Linked DNA regions of Mus musculus: region 1 is linked to region 2. Evidence: chromatin contacts called from ENCODE POLR2A ChIA-PET data. All regions are on one chromosome and are shown on one strand. Each heading gives the region's core, a stretch centred on a gene start or an enhancer-like site at or near the end of the contact. The rest is flanking DNA. Distances are from core to core; before and after follow the strand shown. Region 1 holds the start of Cirbp (cold inducible RNA binding protein). Region 2 holds the start of R3hdm4 (R3H domain containing 4).

Region 1 (6,309 bases), core at 3,775-6,274, 250 kb after region 2:
GGAGGCTCCCCAGATCCCACTCACTTCTCAGATGAAGCAATGGGGTCAGGGAGGTGCCTGGGTGCCGCCTACCCAGACAGCTGGGCCTGTGGGCTACAGCTGACCCTCTGCACCTGGGTGGACAGGTGTTCCAGGGTGTCCGCTTGCATGGGGACCCTCCAGGCACCATGAGGTGGACAGATGCTTGGTGACCTGGGGATTTGTGCACACATGTGACTGTCCCTATGCAGCTAAGTGCAGAGGAAGTGCTGCAAACCACCAGCCCGAGGCAGAAGCGTCTTTGCTTACCTCTGTTTCCAGGGAGCCTGTTAGTGTGTTACCCCTACATGGAAGGCCACACTACTGTTAGATATGTGTTTGAGGGGGCATACTGTGAGTGGACAGGATGGAAGAGGGGTGGCTCTTCCTGCCCCAGGGGTGATGGGGTGGAGGTGGCCCTTGCTTAGCAGCATTTGAGAACCCTTTGGGGTAGATGCCTTCCAACCCCTCCCTTCCACTAGTTTTAGGAACCCAAATAGGTCAGTTCCCAGGCTGATGAACCTAGCTTCCAGGGCTTGCTGGGCATCACTGTAGGGTTGCTGGTGGTTTTTTGACATCTGATACAGTCCTTGTGCCTTTAGAATGAGTGCATGTTCCTGCTCCTACAGCCCTGACCTGGCTTCAGTGCACTGTTTTCCAGTCCCAGACATTTATTAAAGGCAGGCAAGTAGCCGGGTGTGGTGGCGCATGCCTTTAATCCCAGCACTCAGGAGGCAGAGGCAGGCGGATTTCTGAGTTCGAGGCCAGCCTGGTCGTCTACAGAGTGAGTTCCAGGACAGCCAGGGCTGCACAGAGAAATCCTGTCTTGAAAAACCCAAAAAAAAAAAAAAAAAAAAAAAAAAAAAAAAGGCAGTTAAGTTAAGCAGGTATAGGAAACCCGTGAGGACCTTCCACGGGATCTATCAGATACCAAAAGCATGTCGAGTCTGTGACTGTGAGCCCAACAAGTCTGCTGCAGAGGGCGTGGATGTGCATGTGTATGGCGTGGCATGTCATAGGATGTGTGTGCTGTCTGAGGCGTCCCTCTGCCGCTCAAGGCCCAGGTCTGGGCAAGAGCCTGCAGGGCCTGGCCCTCCCAGGCTTTCCTATTTCCATTCCTGGGGTGTGACTCAGGGCTGCAGGAGGGATGAGTCACAGGAACTTGAGCCTAGCCCGCCCTGGCTGCAGACCCCTTCCAGAAGCAGAATGCAGTCTCTTTGAGTGGCAGAGAAATCAGAGCCCACTCTGTAGCAGAAAGGCAAGCTTAACCCTTACAGGTGATTCTGGACTCACTAATAGGGAGAGCCCAGGTGCCTCTGACACAGCTCTCTGTTGTGCCCACCCAGGAACGTGAGTCACAGGCATAGATGGCTACATTACCTCCGTGGGTGCTGGCCCACCCAGTCACGTACACCTAACCCTGCATCTACATCCAGGTTGTGTTCGTGTATGTTGGCGTCACAGCACCCTGCCCACCCATCCTGTCCTTAGGGAAAACAGGTCAGTCATGCAAAGGTGACTGTGTCCTCTTCACACATATTTAACAAACCCATTTCCTCTGTCCACAGGATCCAGATGTTTTCTCTGAATCCTTACATTTCCATCTATGTCCCTCCGGGTCTTCTGCCCACGTGCACACATGTGCGCCACACCTGGCCACACATGCATAGGCTGCATCTTCCACCCTGGCTCTGGTCCCAGAGGATAACTAACTGGGATAGCTAACTGGGCGGGTTCCAGGCTTTGCCATCACGGTCCCACTTGTGCGCCCCCGCCGGGCAGAGGCCAGGTGCAGTGTCCCCGGCCCCCGCCCGGCCGAGAAGGGGGCGGTAATTACCGGGCCCCGGGGTGCCCCCCCCCCAACGCGCCTTTCATCCCGGGCCACGCCCGTCCCCAACCCAGACGCTTATTACCATCTCCCGCCCGGTCATTAGCCTGGGTCCGGGAGGACCCGGCGGGCGGACGGAGAACCGGGGATGGGGAGGTGGAGGCGTCACCCCTCGTCGTCTCTATAGCGACGCCCAGCAGCGGAGTGGGGTGCAGGGTAAGCCCGAGATCAGGACTGACTGGACTCGCCTTCTAGGGGTGCAGCTGACACCCTGCCCCCCTCTCGGATTTATACAAGACACATGGGATCCCTTTGGGAGTAGTACTAGTGTCCCGATGGGCGACACTGGGCCAACTGCTCTGCCCAGACGCGCAGGAGCAAACCTCGAGCGTGCAGTCCAGCTACCACCGAGCTGGGCACAGCGAAGGTAAACCAGCACTGACACTGACAGCTCTGGTTTCCGTCAGTGATAACTGTCCACGATGGCGACGTCTAGTGGCCATAGCCTGGCCAAGCAGCTGGTGGCCGCCTGGAAAGAGGTGGGACATGAGTCCTGAACACTCCAGCCGAGGCTGTAGCGCCCTCTCCTGTCCTTATCGGGCAGAGAGCACTATTTGGGATTTGCCCGTGGTTCAGGGATTCACAGCGTTGGTGGATATGAGGTGTGTGTAAGAGAGAGTTTCAGACTCCTTTAAAGCCCACCAAAAGAAACAAAGGGTCATGGTGGCAAGCTAAGCCACCTGTCCACGTGGTCACAGGTAAGTACACGGGACACGCTTTAGACACAAGTACACCAAAGGCGAAAGAAAATGCACCCTGAAGCCGTATCCATGGGTCAGACATTTTCACGCTTTTCTGGGGCTCGAAAATGGCTATGGGTAATGGTGGAGCCCGGCCCAAATGAGCCGGTTAGTAGTAAGCTTAGTAAGTGGGTGCTGGTTGAATGAATGAATGAATGAATCAAAGACTGAGTACGGCAATTCTCAAAACCAGGAACTGGAAGGTGCCAGAATGTGAGCCAGGCTAGGGGCCCAGCATGATCCTGGGAGCTGGGATTACAGGGATCCAATTTTCCCTCCTGTGGGCACATTGTAGGACTGTTGCTTCTGGCTCTGCTGGCTTGTGGTCCAGCGGTCCCTGCAAGGCACGATCCCCTCCCCTCCTGGATTGCGCACATTGAGGGAGGGAAGGCATCTTGGTCTCTCAGCTCTTTTTAATAACCTCCTTGCGTGAGTGGCTGACGCAGCAGGCTGCTCTGACGGGGATAGGAGGGCTGCGTGCAGAGAGCGAAGTGCAGAGGGGGTGGCCATGAGTCACCAGCTGCTGTCTAGGGGGAGGGGAGCATCGAATCCCTGAGGGGTCCTGGCATTCTTCTCCTGGTGACAGCTGGGTCACCTCGACCAACTTCATCTGAAGGTCAGTGAGTCTGAGGCTTAAAGCAGGGTTGGGATGTCTCAGTTCTCAAGTCACCAGACTGTACTCTCTCCAAGGGGCAGTGCTGAAGTGTGGATTTCCTATCACTGATATCTAGGGAGATGTCTGCACTGGCTTGTTCCTCAGGCCATATATTAAGCAGAAGCCATTGAAGTGAGAGGTGAACTGCCTTAGATGGGGGTTAGTTAGGATCCTTACATAAAACCGGGCGTGGTGGCGCACGCCTTTAATCCCAGCACTAGGGAGGCAGAGGCAGGTGGATTTCTGAGTTTGAGGCCAGCCTGGTCTACAAAGTGAGTTCCAGGACAGCCAGGGCTATACAGAGAAACCCTGTCTTGAAAAACCAAAAAAAAAAAAAAAAAAAAAAAAAGGATCCTTACATAGGCTACTCAGGACTCAGGACTCTCAAAACCACAGTGGAGGGAGAAGAAAATGTAGCCTGGAGACATGGGTCTGTTATCACAGCTACTTGGGATGTGAGCCTACGGATTTCAAGGATAGATTGAAAAATGTAGGTTGTCTCAAAGGATCAAATGGCCTAGTGGTAAAGGGCTCTTGCAGAGGACGTGGGTTCAATTCTCAGAATCCACATAAAGGTTCACAGCTGTCTGGACCTCTGCATCCAAAGGATCCAGCACTCTCTTCTGGTCTTTGTCAGCGCAAGATAGGCAAGTGCTGCATAGACATTCAGGCAAACACCCATATACATAAAATTAAAATACACTTTTTTGTTTTGTTCTCTGTGGTGTGTGTGTTTAAGAAGGCTAAGGATGTAGCTTGGTTTAGCCACTACTTAGAATTCTGCAGTGAGGGGTTAGGGGTGTGGCTCAAGGATAGAAATCCTTCCATGGCATGCTTGAGACTCTGGGGTCTCTTCTAGAAAATGCAGGTACACATTGAAAAGAGTGGTGTTTTGCCATCTGTGTGGTAATGTACACCTGGTTGGAGATGGGCAGAAATCAGGGTTCAAATGGTCGTTATACAGCAGGTTGAGATTTGTAGGAAAACTGAGTTGGGTGCAGGAAATCTAGAGAAAATCTTGACATTGTGATTAATACTGGGATGGAAATTTTAGGGCTGATCTTATGGAGTGTCCTTGGGGTCCAAAGAACTGTTAGGCAGCAGTTGTATTGGGAGGTACTTTTGGACTAGAGTAATTCGGTGGTTTTGGTTTCATGAGCAAGAACGGAGAAGAGGGGCAAGCAAGATGACTCAGTGGATAAAGCTGCTTGTGGCTAATCCTGAGTATGATCCTTAGGACCTACATGATGGAAGGAGAGACTCCATCTGTCTTCTGGCTTCACAAATGCGCCTCAGTTAAATAACTGTAATTAAATATTAAAAGAAAAAAAAGAACATAAAAGTGTTGAGTCGATGAGTCAAGGTTGGAGCCATATTTGGGAGTCTCATTGAGGTAGCAAAAGCTCTTTGTTCCCCGCCGCAGGACAAACGGGTCGGGAACGCGGAAGTGGGTCAGCTCCGCCTCCAAATCAGCTGTCCCCGCCTCCTAGTCGCTAGCGGGCGGGGGGTGGGGGGGAAAAATGCGGCCAGGAAAGATTCCAGCCAATCAAAACACTCAGCGCCTCCGCGCGGACTAGGGCAAAGCCAACGGAGTCCCGCCCCTCCACCGAGGCGCAGATGCCGAATCTAAGGCGTCGGATTGGTCAGCGCGGCGTGGTGGGCGGGTTAAGGGGCGTGGCTCCAGGAGTGGAGTATATCAGGCGGGACTCTTGCGCTCCCCCTCGCACTCGCGCCTTAGGAAGCTTGGGTGTGTGTGGCGCGCTGTCTTCCCGCTCGCGTCAGGGACCTGCCCGACTCAGCGGTGAGGGCTCTGGCGGCACCGGCTCTGAGGGGCCCGGGGCGGCGGGCGGCCTGTGACTCTCGGGCGAGGCGGAGCCGCAGCGGCACGCCCCTGGGACTTGGGGGCGGGCCCGGGTTGGAGTCCGCCCCGCCGGCGGCGAGGCGGGCAGCGGGACACTGGGGCCTCACGCTTGTCGGAGGGCGTCCTCCACCGCGCGTCATCCCCGGGCCGAGGCCGACCTTAACGGTGGGCTTTTTTTTTTTTTTTTTTTTTTGTAAAATGGCCGCCGCGATGCTTTGAAAAGCTTCGCCGGCGAAATGGCGGGACTGCCGAGTGCCCGGATGGAATGGCGCAGGGTGCGCGCTTGGCGCATGCGCTGCTCCGGGGGCGGGGCGCTCCTACCTCCAAAGTCCGGTTGTCCGCAGATGTGGAGCTGTGTCGCGTGCGACCCTTTTACTCCAGCTGGCTCTACCTCGGTTTTCTCTTCCCTTGTGGTTCCACGTGGGGAACAAAAAAGCACATGTAGGCTTGAATGTTGTCCTTTTGTGCCCCAAGTTTATTGCCCCCAAGGTAGACTGGTTTCGTGGTATAGTGGACTTATTTTCCAAGTTGTCGGTTGCCAATAATGACTTTGTCTAGATACCACGCCCCTTTCGCTAGCCACGCCTCTTGGGCCAACCTCCTTTCTCCCTTGAGTCCATCGTGCAAAAACATTTCTCTAGTCCTTGGCTGAGTAAGCGAGGCATCCCACAACTGGCACACCTCCAGACAGTACCCTAAAAGCGTATTTCAGTAGTGAAGTTTCTCTGGCCCAACAACTCTATGCTAGTGAGGGTAGGCAGTCACTATCATTTCTGTCCCCAACCACACACATTTGCAAAGTGACCATGCCATTTTGATCCTAACCTTGGGATTCTCTGGCCAGGTGTAATCAAGACCTAGAATCATTTAAGGTTAGCCTCAGCTGTATGACAAAGTATTCCATATGCCTTTGGGATGATAAAAGCAAAAAGAGTTCCCTCTTGTGTAGCCCAGAAGGGTATTGAACTTGCTGTGCAATTGTATTTGGTTTTGGATTCTGTTCCTTTGCCTCCAACTCCCACAGGCTAGGCGAGATGGGTATTTGTTTTGAAACAGTCTCTCAAACTGATCCACAGTGTCCTTTTTCTCATTGATCTTCCCATCTCGGTGACTTGAATGGCTGGATGAGAGGTGTGAAAGAAACCCC
Region 2 (6,721 bases), core at 784-3,283:
GAAACGGAATTGCTCCCTGAATTAAAACTTGTCAGAGACCTCCATACAAACGCCTCTCTCAGTTCTGCCTGATTCGGGGTTTCCCTGTGAATGTCACCTCCCAGAAGCTGGCATTGCCCATCCAATCAGCACTTGCACCAACAGGAGCCAGCTGGCCTGAGCTGTTTACCCTTCTCCTCCTCCTCACTGAACTTCCCGTGCCTAGCTGGCAGCTCCAGCAAGGGGACCCAAGAGGTTTGCTGAATGAATAACCTAAACTTCTGGAGTTTGTTGAATGAATCCTGCTTCCCCCATAACCGGGCCACTTTACAGAAAGTGAAGTTGAGGACCCAGAGGAGGTGTCCGACACCTCAGAGTGTGACCAGCACCTGGGGGGGGGGGCAACACAAAGCAGACGTGGGGCTGGGGAACTCCTCCAGCTGGTTGAGTAATAGGCCCACCAAGACACACCTTAGCTACAAACACACCCTTCTTTGGCAAACACTCCCGGAAAGGCAGAGAACCCACTTCCCCATCAGGAAGCAGGACAGAGGTGACTCAGGCCCTGGACACCCAGCAGGTAGGTGGACACCTGGGTGAGGCCCTGTGGGAAGTAAGTCACCAAAACGTAAACTTAGTTACACTAGAGACACAACAAGGACACTCTAGGCATGGTCCCAGGAGGCTGAGGCAGGAGGATCAGCTCATGGTCACCCTCAGATATACAGAGACAGAGGCCAGCCTAGGCTACCTGAGACTCTGAGTCAAATAAATAAAACAAAACACAGGTTAGGGAGAAAGGCTCAGTAGTTACAGCAATGGCCGCTCTTGCAGAAGGACTGGGGTTTCGTTCCCAGCACGAACATGGTGGATCAGGACCATCTGTAACTCCAGGATCCATCTGATCTCAGCAGGTACCAGGCACACACGTGGTGCACATACATACATACAAACATACATACACACACCTACATATGTACAGACAAAATGCCCATAAACATAAAATAAAATATTAAAAAAAAATAATAAAGTACAACCAACAAAGGTAGAACCAAATAGAACCCTAGAATACTGGACACCATGGAAGGAAGGGCTTTGCCACCCCACCCCGAGTCTGACAAAGAGTCAACTGTCCACATCCAGATGGGGGAAACCAAGGCACAAAGAAACTCAGCATGCTGGCCAGGGGCCAAGGCAGCGCTTGGCCCGCAAAGGTAACTGTCAGGGCCACAGGTCACAAGACCTGAATTCCTGAGTAGCCACAAACAACCAGCAGCACATCACAGCTTTGGGCTACACCACATCCCACCACTCTGGGAACTGACCCCCCAGAGACACAGAGTCACCATTGCCAGCGGGGATCACAGAGAGTGGGAGTACCCCTGGCTGCTGCTCTCCCGTCCAGCGGGGTAGAAGGGGAATGAACAGGGTAACTGCCTGCGGCCAGGTCAGAGAGCCCTCTCAACAGAAGTCCAGAGCAGGAGGCTCCTGCATCTGCGGGTGAGCAGCCAGAGAAAGGGGTGTAGGCGGAGGAGCGACAGAGCATCCATGGGGAAGGTTGGGGAGGAGAACATGGAGGAGGGAGCAGAGGAGAGAAAAAGGAGGAGAGGAAAGTGGGGGAGAAAGAGACCCCAGCTGGGAGGAAGAGGAGGTGGAGGAGACCCCAACCTGGGGAGGAGGAGGAGACCCCAGCCTAGGGAGGAGGAGATCCTAGCTGCCCTAGCTGGAGGAGGAGGAGGAGGAGGAGGAGGAGGAGGAAGAGGAGGAAGAGGAGGAAGAAAAGACCCTAGCCCTGACGAGGAGGAGGAGGAGACCCCAACAGACTGGGGAGGAGGAATAGGAGGAGGAGGAGAGACCCCAACAGCCTGGGGAGGAGGAATAGGAGACCCCAGCCCGGGGAGGAGGAAGGGGCCCCGGAAAGAGGTCCAGCCCCGCGGCCCTGCTCACAGCCTGGTCTCCCCGCTCGGGGTAGCCTCCGGGCCGCCTTCTGAGTTGTCCAGAGCCACCATGGCCTGCAGCCGCTGTTGCAGCCCGGCCGGAGGCCGCGAAGGAAGTGACGCGCGGGGCGGAGTCTGCAGCGGCCCGGGGCGGGGACAGTCTAGGAACAGCCGCGGTTGCTGGGCTAGAAGCTCTGCCTCGGTTTCCCTCTCCGTAGACATGGGGCGGTGTCACCCACCAGGACGTGCTGGCTGAGGACAAAGTCTGAGCCACCCGGGAGGAGACGGTGGGGCACACCAGCCCCGGGGCGACTGCGGAGATGCGAAAGGCTCCTTGGGGCGCAGATGCGGGAGGGGTATGCGAGCCCCGCGAACAGTCCCAGGGTGACAGAACAGTGCAGGGGACTGAGGCCGAAAAGGAGGACCCGCCCGCAGACCCAACACCTCCAGACCACTGTCTGTGAGAGCTAGTCTGGTGAAAACAAGCGAAGGGGAAACTGGCCGTGGTGCACAGCTGAGCTAGAGGCTGAGGCAGCAAGATCAGTGGAGTTCCAGCCCAGCCTCAGCCACAAAACCTAATTGGGGTGGAGTGGCAGGTGTGGTGCACTCCTGGCCTAGCATAGGTTAGACGGAAGCAGTAGGATCAGGCTTTCAAGTCATCATTAACCAACAGCAAGTTCAAGGCCAGCCTGGGCTCCAGGAAAGCCACGTGCTTTTAGAAAAACTATTACACTTGGTTGATTAATCAACTAATTAATTAAAACAAAAGACCCAAAAGAAAGCATCCACTCTGAGGGTTTGTATAGACAGGTGAAGCGATGGCCGAGCTCATGAGTCTGGTGCAGAGGGGACTCAGGGGAAGGGGACCTGGGGACTTGGACTCCTGACATCACACCAGAGTTGTTCTGTGGCTGAAAGAGAGGGAAGGGGTTCATTGCAGAGCCCTCAGTCTGCATCTTGCTCCCCACAGCCCCAGGACACAGTCGCTGACACCCTCAGAGTCCCCAGGCTGTAAACTTCCTGGTCCCTCAGCCAGGACTGCTTCTTAGTTACTCAGCCCTCTCCCCAGCTTCCAGCCCGCCCTCTAGGATGAGCCTGTGGATGACATAAATACACTCCCTCTGAGTCTCACCTAGAAAATGGCAGCCTCTTTTTCTCTGCTGCATAGTATTCTGGTGGCTTGACAAGGCTAACCTCTTTGGGAGCAAGGGAGCCTCTGAGATACATTTAGCAGGGATGCGAGGGTGTGGCTGAGGTCAGTTCCTTGTAGTTCCTGCTGATAGTTTCCAAAGAGCCTACTCTCCGGACAGGAACTCACTGCTGGATAGAACCTTGTAACTATCAGTCAGAGTCAGCCAAATGTATCTGAAGGTGCTGTCCTGTCCTGACGTGCATCATGGCTCCCAGTGTCCTGGAGAGGCAAACTCTGCCAGGGCTTCTTCAGAAGGCGGGCCTGGGCCAATCTGCCTGCAGCCCATGGTTGAAGCTAACCCCCATAGAAGGCCAAGACCCTCCCTTGCTTGGTGCCCAGAGCCCTCCCTCCTTTAGCCCATCCCCTCCTTCTGTCATCCGGGCATAGCTCTGGAAAGAGGGAGCGCAAGGCTCTGAAGCGGCTACTACGCAGGGAGACGCGAAGGCGGGGACAAGGGAGGGGGCGGGGGGTATAAAAGTGGCCGCTGCGAAGCTAGCAGAGGAGCCTCTTTCCAGCCCCTGCCGCCAGCAACAGAGGCCAGGACGCAGGTATCCCTGGAGAGCGGCCCTGGCCCCGAGGAGGAGTGGGGTCCTCCCTCTGGTCCCCACAGTCCCAGGACACAATCCTTGAAGGTTGCCTGGAGGAAGAGAGCGACAGAGGTGGGGAAGCATGGCCACCGAGGCGACATTGGCTCCCAATGTGACCTGGTGGGCTCCGTCCAACGCTTCAGGATGCCCAGGCTGCGGTGTCAACGCCTCGGATGACCCAGGCTCTGCGCCAAGGCCCCTGGATGCCTGGCTGGTTCCCCTGTTTTTCGCTACACTCATGTTGCTTGGGCTGGTCGGAAACTCATTGGTCATCTACGTTATCTGCCGCCACAAGCACATGCAGACAGTTACCAACTTCTACATCGGTGAGTGCGTGCCTTCCTGGGGTTCCCGGGTGTGCACAGGTCTGGGGTCCAAGTCAGGAACGAAGCGAGGCTCCTCAGATTCCAGTGTTCACCTGCTGTGCGCCCCACCTTTCCCTGTCCTTTGAAGGCCGCAGTTACAAACTTCAAGGTGGCAGTCCCTCATCTGGCAGGGTACTAAAGGGGAGGTTGGCAACTGAGCAAGGAGACCGGGCCAGTCATTTCAGCAAGATGTCTGTCTTATGGACGTGATAGCCTCTGGGGTGTGTGATAAGTCCTAACTGGCACCGGTAGCTTGGGATTATCCGGCTGTCTCCGATTTAAAGATGAGGAAACTGAATCACAGAGGGACACGAGGCTGCTGGGAATGAGTGCAAGGAGGGTGGGGGAGCCTAAGTTTCTCTGGTGGAGGATGTGGGGTGTGGTAGGGGTCACTCGGACCCGGATGTACAGGTCAGGGCCCCGAGTCTGGGTGCCCCATCTTCCAGCATCCGCGTGCTCCCCACCTGTAGCTAACCTGGCTGCCACAGACGTCACTTTCCTACTGTGCTGCGTGCCCTTCACCGCACTCCTCTACCCGCTGCCCGCCTGGGTGCTGGGAGACTTCATGTGCAAATTCGTCAACTACATCCAGCAGGTACGCGGGCTGGACCCGGGGCGAGCTGTGGAGCCATAAAGGCTGGGGAGCAGGGAGCGGGGGCGGGGGGGTGGGAGGGGGTGAGCTGAGCTGGGTGTGTGCTCTGGGAGAGGGTATGGGCAGGACCAGACCTGGGTGGGCGTGGCTATGAAGGTGTGTTCCGGTTGGCGGCAGTGTTATGAAGGGTGGGGACCTGTTGTGGTCAGGGTCTGTGTGTGTGTGTGTGTGGGGGGGGGGGATGTTCAGGACCTGAAATGAGGCCTGGTCTCTTACTCACTTTAGATTTCTGAAACAGATACCATAGAAGACCAGGCCAGCCTGGGACTCACAAAGATCTGCTGGCCTCTGCCAGCAGAACCAGTTTCTTTTAAGATTTTTAAATTTTCTTGTGTATGGATGTTTGCCTGGGTGTATATCTGCACTATGTGTGTGCCGTGCCTGTGGAGGTCAGAAGGGATTGTGCCCCCCCCCCAACTGGAGTTACAGGATGGTGCTGTGCTGCCATGTGGATGCGAGGAGCTGAACCCAGGTCCTCTGAAAGAGCAGCTGGTGTTCTAACCCCTGAGCATCTCCCTAAGCCGGTCTTGCAGGGCAGGGGTCAGAGCCTGGTGTGGGCAGGGAGGGGCTAGGGCCTGTTACAGGGTGTAGTCAGGCGTGGACACAGCCAGAATACAGATGCACCATGTGCTGTCTGTGACAAAGGCTGGAATCAGGACGCTGGAGAGTCTGGGGGAGGGCGGGGAGGCACAATGGGCATGTTCTGGGATGTGTGGGGTAGGGCTTAAGGGAGAGTCGAAGCCAGGGCTTTGCAAAGGCAGAGACAGTCTGGTGGGCATGGTCTGGTGTGGGCGTGGTCAGGTCATGTGTATAGGCGCGACCCTAAGCAGGGCTGGGGCCAATGGTCTCTAGTGTCTTCACACCAGGAAGGCTTACCATGTCATGCTTCAGCTTCGGAGTACCTAACAAACCTCCGTGTCTATCCCACTTCCCACGTCCTCGCTCTCCTGGTCTTCAGGTCCCACTCGGGTGTCCCCTCAACCGGTGGCCACTGGTTACACCTCACAGGACATGTTCGTGCACACCTGAGTGGTTAGATGTGTAGTATGACTGGCAGGGCCCACACTTAGTTCTTAGCTTTTCCAGGTCTCGGTGCAAGCCACATGTGCCACTCTGACGGCCATGAGTGTGGACCGCTGGTATGTGACTGTGTTCCCGCTGCGTGCACTTCACCGCCGCACTCCGCGCCTGGCCCTGGCTGTCAGCCTCAGCATCTGGGTGGGTGAGTGTGGTTGGGGTCGGAATAAGGGTAGGGGAGGACAAGGGCACATACTCAGTCTCAGAGGATGTCTGCGGGGAGGGGGTGCAGACGCGGGGGAGGTGCGGCATTGATTATGGGGGGGCTTGGCTCCTGGGTGAGACCTGTTCCCCACTCCCCGAGGAACTCACCTGGGTGGGTGGCGCAGGGTCAGCAGCTGTGTCCGCCCCGGTGCTGGCCCTGCACCGCCTGTCGCCAGGGCCTCGCACCTACTGCAGCGAGGCGTTTCCCAGCCGCGCCCTGGAGCGCGCCTTCGCGCTCTACAACCTGCTGGCTCTATATCTGCTGCCGCTGCTCGCCACCTGCGCCTGCTACGGCGCCATGCTGCGCCACCTGGGCCGTGCGGCTGTACGCCCCGCACCCACTGACGGCGCCCTGCAGGTGCGGGGACTCGAGCCGGGATCGAGGGTCATCTCGGGTGGCGGAGGGAGTCGGAATTACACACACACACACACACACACACACACACACACACACACACACACACAACGTTCGTGCTCATGCGCGCAGTATGGGAATCTGGTCTGTGTTCATGTGGGGGAAACCCAGGGGTGCGGATGGAATGGCAGTTGGGGATAAGGATAGAAGATAGGAACCTGGGCTATTATTGTGCTTGTGTGGAGGTACACAGGAGGGATTTCGGAGGGTGATCTGTTCCTTCCCGCTAACACTCCTGGGTCCCCAGGGACAGCTGCTAGCACAGCGCGCCGGAGCAGTGCGCACCAAGGTCTCCCGGCTGGTGGCCGCTGTC

Evidence for each region. ChIA-PET counts read pairs that join two places held with the same protein, here RNA polymerase II (POLR2A).
Region 1: POLR2A ChIA-PET joins it to region 2 with 10 read pairs in embryonic stem cell. The contact joins the promoter of Cirbp here to the promoter of R3hdm4 in region 2. POLR2A ChIA-PET finds 5 or more read pairs at or near these places in 5 of 5 experiments (Patski and embryonic stem cell).

What each region holds. Positions count from the first base shown.
Region 1 is chr10:80,162,815-80,169,123 of GRCm38, forward strand. Cirbp (cold inducible RNA binding protein) reads left to right here and starts at 5,025. Exons shown (of 7, transcript NM_007705.3): 1 at 5,025-5,102.
Region 2 is chr10:79,914,897-79,921,617 of GRCm38, forward strand. It overlaps R3hdm4 (R3H domain containing 4), which reads right to left and starts at 2,034. Exons shown (of 8, transcript NM_177994.5): 1 at 1,927-2,034. The coding sequence starts at 1,988. Kiss1r (KISS1 receptor) reads left to right here and starts at 2,075. Exons shown (of 5, transcript NM_053244.5): 1 at 2,075-4,021; 2 at 4,531-4,655; 3 at 5,799-5,934; 4 at 6,119-6,351; 5 at 6,656-6,721. The coding sequence starts at 3,778.